Regions from separate parts of the Homo sapiens genome. Here region 2 is linked to region 1. Evidence: chromatin contacts called from ENCODE Hi-C or POLR2A ChIA-PET data. All regions are on one chromosome and are shown on one strand. The core of a region is the stretch at or near the end of the contact, and the rest is flanking DNA. Distances in the headings are between cores, read along the strand shown. Region 1 holds the start of ERCC4 (ERCC excision repair 4, endonuclease catalytic subunit). Region 2 overlaps PLA2G10 (phospholipase A2 group X).

Region 1 (6,924 bases), core at 840-3,339:
ACGTCATCTGATCAAACGGACTTAACACAAATTCATTATCTTCCAGTTCTGGGGGTCGGAAGTCCAAAATGGGTGGATAGAGCTGCAGTCCTCCCGGGAGCCCTAGGGGAGAATCCATTTCCTTGCCTTTTTCAGCTTGTAAGGGCTGCATTCCTTGGTTCAGTGCCCGTTCCACATCACTCTGAACTCGGCCTCCTGTCACATCTCTGAATCTGACCCTCCTACCTCTCTCTTTCTCTTATAAGCACATTTGTGATACATTGAGCCCACCTGGATAATCCATATAATCCCCCCATCTCAAGAACCTTAACATACTCACATCTGCAAACCCCCCTTTGCCACATAAAACAACCTACAGGCTCCAGGGATTAGGATATGAACATCTTTGGGAAGCCGATATTCTGCCTACCACCGCTTGGGAGTCAGGTTTGAATTTCAGCTTTGTCATTTCAATCTTCATTTCCTAAATATGTGTTGAGTACCCCCATATCACGTCCTGAAATAGATCTAAGAAATACACTAACTAGCTCCCGTGGCCTTGCCCAAGTTATATAACCTCCCTGCACCTCCATTTTTCTCACTGGCAGAACTGACGAGATTAATATCTGCCTCAGAGGAAACGCTGTATGTAAAGTGTCTGCCGGCAACCCTTTCCACTTAAACAGCATTCAGGAATTATATGCTATTTTCATCTTGACAAAATGTAAGCAAAATACCAGATTAAGCAGTAAAGAGGTAGAGGAACAGATCCTCTTGGAAACGGCTAGTGTGAATGTGAATTGGTATAGGCTTTCTAGAGGGCAATGTGGCAATGTGAATGGAATGAAAAGCCTTACAAATTTTTTTCTCTTTATCCCAGTGATTATTCATTTCTAGACGTGTATCTGAAGGCCACGGCTGAATTTACATACAAAGATGTTTAGTGAAATATTATTTATATTACTGGAAGGGAAAAAGCAGAAACAGACTAAATGTCCTCTAATAAGCAATTAGGTAAGTACACCCACATAATGGAAATCTCATCAGCCATATAAAAGGACTTTGTAAAAGAATATGAAACATCATGTTCAGAGGTTTGCCAAATGTTAATGACAAAGCTGGGGATTTAAATCAGGGATATTAATTATCTCGTGTCGGTAAAAGAACTCCGTGTGATGAGAGAATGTGTATATAGATAGAAAAAAAAGGACTAAATAAAATAGATTTCGTGATGTTAACAGTGGTTATTTCCAAGTAATGGAAACAAGTGATTTTCATTTTTGTTTACTTGTATTTTCTATTTTCTAATAACAAAGGTGGGGGGTTTCTATACAAAACAATTCCTCTACTAGTTCAACTATCAGGCATTTCTAGGTATAGAACAAACACTGCGGGAGGTGTCCCTCTAGTGGAAGGAGGGATTTTTAAAAATAGTTTATTGTATTGAAGTCTTTGGGAGGCAAACAGAGGTCTGAAGTCAGTAAATGATTCTGCTTATTCCACAGCCACTGCACTCCAGCCTGGGCAACATATCAACATCCTGTCTCGGGAAAGAAAAAAAAAATTAAAAGAAGGATGGGGAGTAATCGCAAAAGGAAGGGCCAAAAACCACCCTAGGAAACAGGTGCTACTAACTCTTGGCGCATTTGGAATATTGACCAGTAACTTTTTCAACTGTCGATGTCGGGGGATTAAGCTCCTTAGGCTTACTTCCCCTTCCCTTGCTTTTTGGCAGCTTGAGGCTAGGGTGCCAGGGGATGTGGAAACTCAAAAGAGACGTGAATGGAGCCTGATATCTGCAAGCTACACCGACAGGGGGCGCCAGCCCCTACAGGTGACTCCATGAATCTTCGGCTCCACTCGGCTCTTCTTCGGCTGAGTTCGGCCAACGCTTGCCTTCTCAGGCTCGGCTCTCTTCGGCTTTCTGAGAGCGCGCCTGTCGTGGCCTCGGCTCCTCTTCGGCTGCGTTCGGCCCACGATCATCTCAGTCTCAGCTCTCCTCGGCTACGTTCGGCTGGCTGCCGTCCTCTCGGACTCGGCTCTCTTCGGTTGAGTTCGGCCTACTCTCCACTAGGAGTCGGCTTCCTTCGGCTGCGTTCGGCTGCGACCCGGAAGAGCTTCCATGGAGTCAGGGCAGCCGGCTCGACGGATTGCCATGGCGCCGCTGCTGGAGTACGAGCGACAGCTGGTGCTGGAACTGCTCGACACTGACGGGCTAGTAGTGTGCGCCCGCGGGCTCGGCGCGGACCGGCTCCTCTACCACTTTCTCCAGCTGCACTGCCACCCAGCCTGCCTGGTGCTGGTGCTCAACACGCAGCCGGCCGAGGAGGTGCGGCCGCGCTGGCGCGGGAGTGAGGGGACTCCGAGAGTGTTGAGGGCCTCCTGAGCGGATGCGAGGCCTCTGACAGGGATGGAGGGGCTCTGAGGGGGATTCAGGCCCCTGACACTACGCGATGACACAGAGAAGGATGGCAGGGGTCCCCAGGGGGATGCAGGTCCCTCACACTGCGGGAACACAGACGTATGTAAGGGGTCGCTAGGAGGATACCGGTCGCTCACACCGTGCGGGGACACTGATAAGAATTGGAGGGGCCCCGAGAAGGCTGCAGGTCCCTGGCAGGAGTTGAAGAACACTAAGAGGAATGCCAGTCCCTGACACTGTGCGGGGACTCTGAGAGGGAAGGGAGGGGTCCCAAGAAGGATGCAAGTCTTTGACCAGAGTTCAAGAACACTAAGAGAAATGGGAGGGGTCCCCAGGGGATGCGGGTCCCTGACACTGTGCAGGCACAGTGAGAATGATGGAAGGGGTCCCGAGAAGGATGCAATTCCCTGACAACACTAAGAGGGATGGGAGGGGTCCCCAGAAGGATGCAGGTCCCTGACATGGGTGCAAGGGCACTGAAAGGTGAAGGGGCTCTGAGTGGTAGGAGAGGATCGGAGGTCGCTGCAGGGGAGGGGGAGATGTCGGAAGGAGGATCTGGATAGGAATAACGGGAGAGTCCTGAAGTTGGCCATTAAGGGAGTTTCTGGGGGCAGAAGGAAGGTCCCTGAAAGGGAACAGTGATGAGGATGGAAGATCTCTGAGGGTGATGGGGAGACATGAAAGGAGATGCTGAGGCGCTGGAAAAACCCCAATAGGGAAAAGGAGGGACCAGGAAATAGGACATTCACCAAGGCTGTGTTAAGAGGGCCATAGGGTCAGAAAGGGATTGGAGCTTGACGCTGAGGATGTTGGCAAAGGTTAACTACAGTTAAGGACAATGGAGAACACTGAGAAAGATGGAATGGGGCTACACATGGGTCTGAGGGGTGTTGAGAGGGGACACAGCTTGGTCGGACAAGTCTGATGATCCCCTAGATATATCAGGTGGCCGGGAGAAAAATGTCAGCTGAGAAGAGTGACCACAGTCTCTTTGAGGGCAGGGATCCTGTTTGATTCATCTAGGTATCCCCAGTGCTTGGCATAGGGCCTAAGGCAACACACAGGGCCTAGTAAAGATGGTTTTAAACTGGGGATATAAATAAACCAAGCCAAGGGACCCAGTGACATGAAGTCCCTCTAGGATAGATTAGCACAGAACTGATAGTCTAAAACATTGTCTGGGGAAAGGATTCCCTTGTTATCATCTCATAGAATGTGCTTGGCTACAAACCTGGCTTTGGTGGGAAGTATTTTCTAGGTAGCAGAAATCTTTTAATCCAGGCTTTTAAAAGTTTGAGGTTTTGTATGTGTGTGCATATGTTATTGTAGTTGAGTGCTGATAATGACTGAAGTGCAATTATTCCTTAGTGTAAACCCCAAAACAAGAAAACCTCATTAAATGTAGACTGGTTGGCTGAAGTTACTATAAAGAAGTAACTTAGTGTGTATATTCATTATTAAGTTCATTATCTCAGAGAAAGACAGCACATTATTTTAAATATCTGTGACCTATTAAAAACTGCCCTGTATTAAATAGCCTACTAATCAAGTTTGATTTGATTTAGGAGTATTTTATCAATCAGCTGAAGATAGAAGGAGTTGAACACCTCCCTCGCCGTGTAACAAATGAAATCACAAGCAACAGTCGCTATGAAGTTTACACACAAGGTGGTGTTATATTTGCGACAAGTAGGATACTTGTGGTTGACTTCTTGACTGATAGAATACCTTCAGATTTAATTACTGGTAAGAATTTGAAATCTTATTATTAGTATGTAAATTTGTACTTTTTTTTTTTTAAGTACAATTTCCATTTTATTTTTCTCCAGAGAATAGTCTGTCTTCAGTCTTGAAGGACTCAGCTCCCTACATCACCTTTGGTAGGGGTCGTGGGGCAGCACCCACAGGTCTAAATCTGGGTGGGGGTGTTCGGTCCTTGCAGGCTTCACAAGATCGATTCCTGACTACTTTGTTGTGAATTGCACAACTCACACAGTAATTTAGCTTCACATACATCTTGGGAAGCACATAGGCGTCGAAGATGCTCGCTTCAGAAATGTCCCTGACTGCTGTGGCCTCCACTGTGTTTTGAATGACGAATTTCTTAATGGCTTTATCCTTGGGCACACATCAGGCACAGTTCGTGCAGCAAATAGGCTGCACATGGCCGCAGCCCTTTTTGGCATGACCGTTGTCCTTTCTTTTCTTTGTCATCTTGGAGGCACGGACCGGAGAGGGTATTTTCTACATTTTTATTTTTGTCTGTCTCCTCTGCTGAACGCTCTACTAGAACCTTCTAGTGGGCACTACTGGATCCTTTTGTTCAACATTATGCTTCCAACTTTCAGCATGATACCTGACACATTGTAGATGCTCAGTAAATATCTGTGACCTGAATAAGTAACTAAATGTTAGATTAACTTTTCATTGTTTTCTAAGCTCTTATTCAGTAAATACTTGCAATTCGTTAGCATTTGCTTTTAGAACTTAATCAGATTTGAAATGTTTATAAATAATCTTTGTATATTTCCTAAAATATTTAGTTTTCCTCCTTAAGATTTTTTTGGCATTATTTGAAATTAAATCAAGTAGTTGCTTGCTTATTTTGAGGAAAAATTATTTTAGCTAGAATTAAATAGAAAAGAAATTCATTTTCATTATCCTTTCAAAACCTTTTCTGATGTCCCCAAAGCTAATGTAGGGGCTGTGCCTCTGTGCCCTCATATTACCCTGTATTTCTCCCCAGTCATAGTGCTCACAACACTACATTATATTTATGTGTTTGTCTATCTCACTCACAAGATAAGCTGAAGCACAAGGAACAAGTTGTTCATCCCAGGCTAAATAACTGGTACATGGTAGGCACTAAAGACGTATTTGTTGGGTGAATGATGGATGGATATAGTACTGTGATCGTTAGTGAACTTCTGGAGGCAGAGAGACTCTGAAATTCATAATCTTATTCCCACTGTATCTGTCATGTTGCCCTGAACCTAGATGACCCTCAAGAAAAATTTGATAAATAAATGTGTCAATGAATGCTTCAATGGTAAACCGACTGAAGAAGTTTGGTTACTCTTTTATAACTTTTATAATTGTTATAAACAGTATCATAGGCTCACCTGGTTTTGAATGCTAACACCCTGCTTACAAAGCAAACTCCTTAATTTTCATTAACCCCAGTTTTCTCATTAAGAAAACAGTGCTTCCTGAAGTTATTATAAGGATTAAGTTAATAAAATAATTTCTTAGTATAGTGCCTGGTACACAACAAACTCTTAGTAATTCATACCAAATAAAATTGGCCTTTTGTAACCAGAAATCTTGATACACCAGTCTTTTACTGTTTGCTGCTTTCTTATAAGCTTGGTTTTACTTTATTTTTTAAATTGATTTAAAAAAATTTTTTTGTTGTGTTTAAAACTACCACTAGGTGTCAGTAATATCCTGTGACTTTCAGTTACAGTGCAACCTAATTAGGCAGAGAGCAATGTGAATTTATGCAACGTTGAAGTCTGGCTTATCTGTAGCTCCTAATGAAAAATGCCAAATTCCCTCCTCCTTTCTGATCAAAGCCCACCGAATAATGAAGCTGGAGCTGTTACTGATGCTTGGCTGAGTGGAATGTAAATGAATGCCAAAAATGAATTCTTTTGAATTCTTTCATCCCCTGGGATCATCCCCCAGGACTGACCAAAGAGCAGTGCGTGAAGTGCAGGTAACCCTCTGGAAAGGCTGAATCCCCCAGCCCCAACTTCTTCACCTGTCACCACCCATTATTACCACCACACCCCACCCTGGGAATCCCTGCTAACCAGAACTCCTAACACGTGGGAGAACTATATAAATATCTGGTGAGGTTGTACCTTGAAAAGAACAGGACAGGAGGATGCTTTCATTGCCAAAACTGACCCTGACATCTCCAGACAGAACTAAGAACACACTTTCTGGGAAATATATATGTATTTTTCAGTTACACTTTTGATTTGTGTACCCAGTGCTGTGCCTCCACTTTATATTCATTCAACAAATATTTAACTCACTAAGGGTCCCTTGTTTGGCAGGAAGGGTGCTGAAGATAGACAGATGAATGGGACAGTATGGTGAACTCGTGAGTTAGACTGCTTCTGGGTTTGAGTTATCTTCATCTTGCACCAGCTGTGTATTTTTAGGCAAGTTTCTTAATTTCTCTATGCCTCAGCTTACTCACCCGTACATTGGTGATAAAGATAGTACCTTCCTCCTAGGATTGTCAGGGTGAAATGAAATGCTTATATGTAAAATACTTGGTAGCATGGCACATAGTCAGCATTCTATGATCTCTGTGATCTCTGCCTGTTGGTGTTACGATGTTCCTGTTCTCGGGCAGTTTAATGGAGGAGACAAGTAAAGAAGTAGTTATAGTACAGTATGGGTACAAAATGTCATAGGAACAAAAAAAACTAAAGTAGGCTTTTGTGGAGCTAAAACTCCTCCCAAAAACCTAACCTGCTTCTATTATTTTTATTTTTTGAAAAAGGAGT
Region 2 (6,506 bases), core at 43-2,542, 750 kb after region 1:
CTTCGGCCTCCCGAGTAGCTGGGACAACAGGTGCATGCCACCATGCCTTACTAATTTTTTTTGTTTTATACAGATAGAGTCTTGCTCTGTTGCCCAGGCTGGTCTTGAACTCATGTCCTCATGTAGTCCTCCCTCCTTAGCCTCCCAAAGTATTGAGATTATAGGCATGAGCCACCTCATCCAACCCTAACACAGACATTTTAAATGAAGTTTCCAAAGATTTTTTATGACATGGAGAAAAGTTTATAAACATCATACAGTATAATCTGAACTACCCTTTTTTTTTTTTTTTTTTTTTTTTTTTTGAGATAGAGTCTTGTTCTGTCGCCCAGGCTGGAGTGCAGTGGCACAATCTCTGCTCACTGCAACCTCCACCTCCTGGGTTCAAGTGATTGTCCTGCCTCAGCCTCCTGAGTAGCTGGGATTACAGGCGCGTGCCACCACGCCTGGCTAATTTTTGTATTTTTAGTAGAGACGGGGTTTCACCATGTTGGTCAGGCTGGTCTCGAACTCCTGACCTTGTGATTCACGTGCCTTGGCCTCGCAAAGTGCTAGGATTACAAGCGTGAGCCACAGCACCCGGCCTTGAACTACATTTTTAAAACTATAGATCCTAACAGATTATTCTGAATTGTGGGAATTGGAGTGATTTTTCTTTCTGCTCTATATTTCTCTGCACTTTCATTTTTTTAAGAAGCAACAAGTATGTACCACTTTTGTAATCATTGTGCTGGGCTTACAGAAATGAGCCAACGCTGCAGGACAGCAAATACATTTTAAGGTGTAGTGGGATAAGGGAATACTCTTTCTTAAGCTAACAGCTACTGGACTTGAACTTCACCGGGTGGGTGTTGTATGGCCATCTTGTTGATTGCTGCAGCCTAGAACATAGAACATGGCCAGGCACACGGTAGGTGTTCGTTCACATTTGACTACCAGCCATCCAAGCAGGTTAGAAGACAGGTTATCTTTTCATAAAGATGGAACCTCAAAAATGGAACCGACCCCAACACAGTGATAAACACAGTCATAGTTTTATAAAATAGGTGCAGGACTTTTGGCCTTTAACTGCAAACCACATGGGCTCCAGTCCTGAGTTCTGGGATTGGGAGGGAAAGCAAACACAAGGTTGTGGCTTTATCACTTGGCTTCGGTTCCCTTCTGCAAATAACTGAATGCTGTTGTTCATTACTGAGAGGACGCTTTATTTCCTTGTGCAAAAGAGCATTTCAAGTCAAGGTAGTCAGTCACACTTGGGCGAGTCCGGCTCACATAGGAACTGGGGGTAGAAGAGGTACTTTAAGTTGTACTCAGTTTGGGCTAAGCAGTTAGCAATCTCCTGGTCACACTTGCACAACAGTTCTTGGCATTTGTTCTCTGCCGGTCCTGGAAGAAGTGGGGAAACTGAGATTAGAGCAGGGACCTGGAGAGACTCAAGGGAAACCAGTAAAGCAAGAGGCAGGACGGGTCATAAATTACATTTCTGAGACACTTGACAGCCCACCACGTGATCTCCATCTGCAGGGCTCCCCAGGAAGCAGGTGATGTCAGCCCCATTTTACAGAAAAGGAAATTGAAAGTTTCAAATGGAGAGTCCAAAGTCTGCCATACTGCTCTTCTGCATCAATATTACACGATTTCTTTTTTCTTTTCTTTTTTTTTTTTTTTTTTTCTGAGATGGGGGCTTGCTCTGTCGCCCAGGCTGGAGTGCAGTGGTATGATCTCAGCTCACTGCAGCCTCCGCCTCCCGGGTTCAAGTGATTCTCCTGCCTCAGCATCCCAAGTAGCTGGGACTAAAGGCACAGGCCACCACACCGAGCTAATTTTTTTTGTATTTTTAGTGGAGACAGGGTTTCGTCGTGTTGGCCAGGATGGTCTCGAACTCCTGACCTCAGGTGATCCACCTACCTCGGCCTCCGAAAGTGCTGGGATTACAGGCGTGAGCCACCATGCCTGGCCTGATATTACACGACTTCATTTGGGGATTCCTTTATTTAAAAATAATAATAGTAATTATTTATTTTTTGAGATAAGGTCTGTCTCTGTCACCCAGGCTGGAGTGTAGTGGCAAGGTTGTGGCTCACTGCAGCCTCCGCCTCCTGGACTCAAGCCATTCTCCCACCTCAGCCTCCCATGTGGCTGGGACTACAGGCCCACCACCATGCCCAGCTAATTTTTGTATTTTTAGTAGAGATGGGGTTTTGCCATATTGCCAGGCTGGTCTTGAACTCCTGAGCTCAAGTGATCCACCTGCCTCAGCCTCCCAAAGTACTGGGATTACAGGCACGAGCCACCACTCTCAGCCCATAATAATATTTTTTTTAAAGAAACATACTTCTCCTCAATATACTAGGCATAGAAGGAACATACCTCAAAATAATAAAAGTGATAGATGACAAACCCATAGCCCACATCATACTGAATGGGGATGAGTTGAAAGCATTCATTCCCCCAAGAGCTGGAACAAGACAAGGATGCCCACTCTCACCACTTCTATTCAGCAAAGTATTGGAAGTCCTAGCCAGAGCAGTCAGGAAAGAGAAAGAAATAAAGGGCATCCAAATGGGAAAAGAGGAAATCAAACTACCTCTGCCAATGATACAATCATATACCTAGAAAATCCTAGAGACTCCTCCAAAAGACTCCTAGATTTGACCAATGAATTCAATAAAGTCTCAGGTTACAAACCAGTAGCACTGCTATACATCAATAAGGACTAAGCTGAGAATGAAATCAAGAACTCAGTCCCTTTTATAATAGCTGGAAAAAAAAAAAGGAAAATAGCTACCCCAAACCTAGTAATATACTTGAGCAGGAAGGTGAAAGATCTCTACAAACAGAACTACAAAACACTGCCGAAAGAAATCATAGATGACACAAACAAATGGAAATACATCCCATGCTCATGGATTGGAAGAATCAATGTAATGAAAATGACCATACTACCCAAAGCAATCTACAGATTCAATGCAATTCCTATCAAAATACCAACATCATTTTTCACATAATTAGAAGAAACAATCCTAAAATTTACATGGAACTAAAAAAGAGCCAAATAGGCTGGGCACAGTGGCTCACGCCTGTAATCCTAGCACTTTGCAAGGCCGAGGTGGGTGGAACACCTGAGGTCAGTTCGAGACCAGCCTGGCCAACATGGTAAAACCCCATTTCTACTAAAAATACAAAAATTAGCCAGGCATGATGGTGTGTGCCTATAAGCCCAGCTGATCGGGAGGCTAAGGCAGGAGAATCACTTAAACCTGGGGGGCAGAGGTTGCAGTGAGCTGAGATCATGCCCCCTGCACTCCAGCCTGGGTGACAGAGAGACTCCATCTAAAAAAAAAAAGAAAAGAAGAAAAAATCTGTAGGCATCACTACCCAGCTTCAAATTATGCTACAAGGCTATAGTAACCAAAACAGCATGGTACTAATATAAAAGTAGATACATAGACCAACAGAACAGAATAGAAAACCCAGAAATAAAGCTAAACACGTACAACTAACTGATCTTCAACAAAGCACTCAAGGCCAGGCGTAGTGGCTCATGCCTGTAATCCCAGCACTTTGGGAGGCCAAGGCAAGCGGATCACCTGAGGTTCAGTGTTTGAGACCAGCCTGACCAACATGGAGAAACCTCGTCTCTACTAAAAATACAAAATTAGCTGGGCGTAGTGGTACATGCCTGTAATCCCAGCTACTTGGTAAGCTGAGGCAGAAGGATCGCTTGAACCCGGGAGGAGGAGGTTGCAGTGAGCTGAGATTGCACCATTGCACTCCAGCCTGGGCAACAAGAGTGAAACTCCATCTCAAAAAAAAAAAAAAAACACTCAAAAACATAAATTGGGGAAATGACACCCTATTCAATAAATAGTACTGGGAAAACTGAAGAGCTGCATGTAGAAGAATGAAACTGGATCCCTATCTCTCACCATCTACAAAACTCACCATATACATCAACTCAAGATGGATTAAAGACTTAAATCTAAGACCTGAAACCATAAGAATTCTAGAAGAAAACCTTGGAAAAACTCCCCTGGACATTGACCTAGGCAAGGAATTTATGACTAAGACCCCAAAAGCAAATGCAACAAAACAAAAATAAATAAATAGGACTTAATTAAACTAAAAAGCTTCTGCATAGCAAAAGAAGTAATCATCAGAGTAAACAGACAACCCACAGAATGGGAGAAAATATTTGCAAACTACATATCTGACAAAGGACTAATATCCTGAATCTACAAAAAACTCAAATCAGCAAGAAGAAAAGAAAAAACCTCATCAAAAAGTGGGCACATGGCCAGGCACGATGGCTCACATCTGTAATCCCAGCACTTTGGGAGGCCAAGGTGGGCAGATCATGAGGTCAGGAGTTCGAGACCAGCCTAGCCAACATGGTGAAACCCCGTCTCTACTAAAAATACAAAAATTAGCCTAGTGTGGTGGCTCATGCCTGTAATCCCAGCTACTTGGGAGGCTGAGGCAGGAGAATCATTTGAACCCGGGAGGCAGAGGTTGCAGGGAGCTGAGGTTATGTCACTGCGCTCCAGCCTAGGTGACAGAGCAAGACTCAAAAAAAAAAAAAAAAAAAAGTGGGCACATGACATGAATAGACATTTCTCAAAATATATATAAATGACCAGCAAATGAAAAAATGTTTAACATAACTCGTCATCGGGGAACTGCAAATTAAAACCACAATGAGATACTACCTTACCCCAGCCAGAATGGCCATTATTGAAAAGTCAAAATAGACATTGACCTGAATGTGATGAAAAAAGAATGCTTTTAGACTGCTGGTGCTAAGATCAGTTAGCACAACCTCCATGGAAAACAGTATGGAGATTTCTCAAAGAACGAAAAGTAAATCTACTATTCTTTCTAGCCATCCCACTACTAGGTATCTACCCAAAGGAAAATAAATCATTATATCAAAAAGACGTGCGCGCATTTGTTTATCACAGCACAGTCACAATTGCAAAGATATAGAACCAACCTAAGTGCCCATCAACCAATGAGCAGATAAAGAAAATGTGGTGGCTGGGTGCAGTGGCTCACGCCTATAATGCCAGCACTTTGGTAGGCCGAGGTGGGCGGATCACGAGGTCAGGAGTTCAAGACCAGCCTCACCAATATGGTGAAACCCCATCTCTACTAAAAATACAAAAATTAGCCAGGCGTGGTGGCGCATGCCTGTAGTCCCAGCTACTTGGGAGGCTACGGCAGGAGAATCGCTTGAACCCAGGAGGTGGAGGTTGCAGGGGGCCAAGATCACGCCACTGCACTCCAACCTGGGTGACAGAACAAGACTCCTTCTCAAAAAAGAAGGAAAAGAAAATGTGGTTACATATACACCATGGAATACTACTTAGCCATAAAAAAGAACAAAATGTTTTCTGCAGCAACTTGGATGAAGCTGGATGAAGCAACTTGGATGAATTGATGTTGGTATTTTGATAGGGATTGCAAGGAAGTTACGTCACTTATTCTAACTGATGAAACTTAAGAATGGAAAACCAAATACTGTATGTTCTCACTTATAAGTGAGAGCTAAGCTATGGGGGGTACACAAAGGCATACAGAGTGGTATAACGGACACATTGGAGACTGAGGTGGGGAGGGATAAAAAGCTATGTATTGGGTACAATGTAGACTACTTGGGTGATGGGTGCACTAAAAGCTCAGATTTCACCACTATACAATTCATCCATGTAACCAAAAACCACTTGTACCCCTAAGGCTACTGAAATAAATAATAAGTAAAAATTTTCAAAAGAATATTTCTGGAATGTTTTAATTTTTCATAACAAACATGTATTGGGTTTGAATCAGAAAAAGTATGCAAATGAATGGTTGAATGAATGGTGGGATAGATGGATCCCTCATCATGCACTCCTGCTTCTTGTTACCAGGGCAAAATTCTCACAACACAAAATGTACCATTTCAAAGTGTACAAGTCAGTGACATTTAGTACATTCACAATGCTGGGCATCTATCTAGTTCTAAAACTTTTCATTTTTTTTTGAGACGGAGTTTCACTCTGTTGCCAGGCTGGAGTGCAGTGGCACGATCTCAGCTCACTGCAACCTCCGCCTCCTGGGTTCAAGCGATTCTCCTGCCTCAGCCTCCCGAGTAGCTGGGACTACAGGCGCACACCACCACGCCTAGTTAATTTTTGTGTTTTTAGTAGAGACCGGGTTTTACCATGTTGGCCAGGATGCTCTCAATCTCTTGACCTCGTGATCTGCCCGCCTTAGCCTCCTAAATTACAGGCGTGAGCCATTGCGCCCGGAGTTCTAAAACATTTTTATCACCCCAGAAGAAACCCCATTCCCCTCAAGCAGGCACTCCCCATGGATGGATGGATGGATGGATGGATGATGGATGATGGACAATGGATGGCTGGATAGATGGATGGTGGGTGGATGGATGGAAGATGGGTGGATGGATGATGGATGGATGGAAATTGGATGGATGGGTGATGGATGGATAGATGGATGGATGGATG

The links. Hi-C counts contacts between places; a loop is a spot of excess contacts on that map. ChIA-PET counts read pairs that join two places held with the same protein, here RNA polymerase II (POLR2A). Pooled maps may share reads with other maps.
Region 2: a loop to region 1 is called in a pooled map, with 5 times the contacts of the local background. The contact joins the enhancer-like site here to the promoter of ERCC4 in region 1. A Hi-C loop is called at or near these places in 2 of 50 pooled maps. POLR2A ChIA-PET finds 5 or more read pairs at or near these places in 3 of 52 experiments (A673, AG04449 and activated CD4-positive, alpha-beta memory T cell).

What each region holds. Positions count from the first base shown.
Region 1 is chr16:13,918,065-13,924,988 of GRCh38, forward strand. It overlaps ERCC4 (ERCC excision repair 4, endonuclease catalytic subunit), which reads left to right and starts at 2,090. Exons shown (of 11, transcript NM_005236.3): 1 at 2,090-2,308; 2 at 3,967-4,147. The coding sequence starts at 2,102. The region is part of intron 1 of LOC105371093 (a long non-coding RNA gene); the gene reads right to left. It overlaps LOC124903647 (a long non-coding RNA gene), which reads right to left and starts at 2,014. Exons shown (of 2, transcript XR_007065001.1): 1 at 1,615-2,014; 2 at 1,401-1,519. It also overlaps the pseudogene RPS26P52. RefSeq lists enhancers at 1,674-1,723, 1,934-2,293, 2,334-2,543.
Region 2 is chr16:14,671,364-14,677,869 of GRCh38, forward strand. It overlaps PLA2G10 (phospholipase A2 group X), which reads right to left. Exons shown (of 4, transcript NM_003561.3): 4 at 1,185-1,386. The coding sequence ends at 1,244. Among named protein-coding and RNA genes, the nearest start is that of PLA2G10, 20 kb to the right of the region's middle. Within about 2 kb of position 1,293, at least 6 of the 41 ENCODE cell types and tissues checked have a DNase peak (open chromatin) inside an H3K27ac peak, as active enhancers do.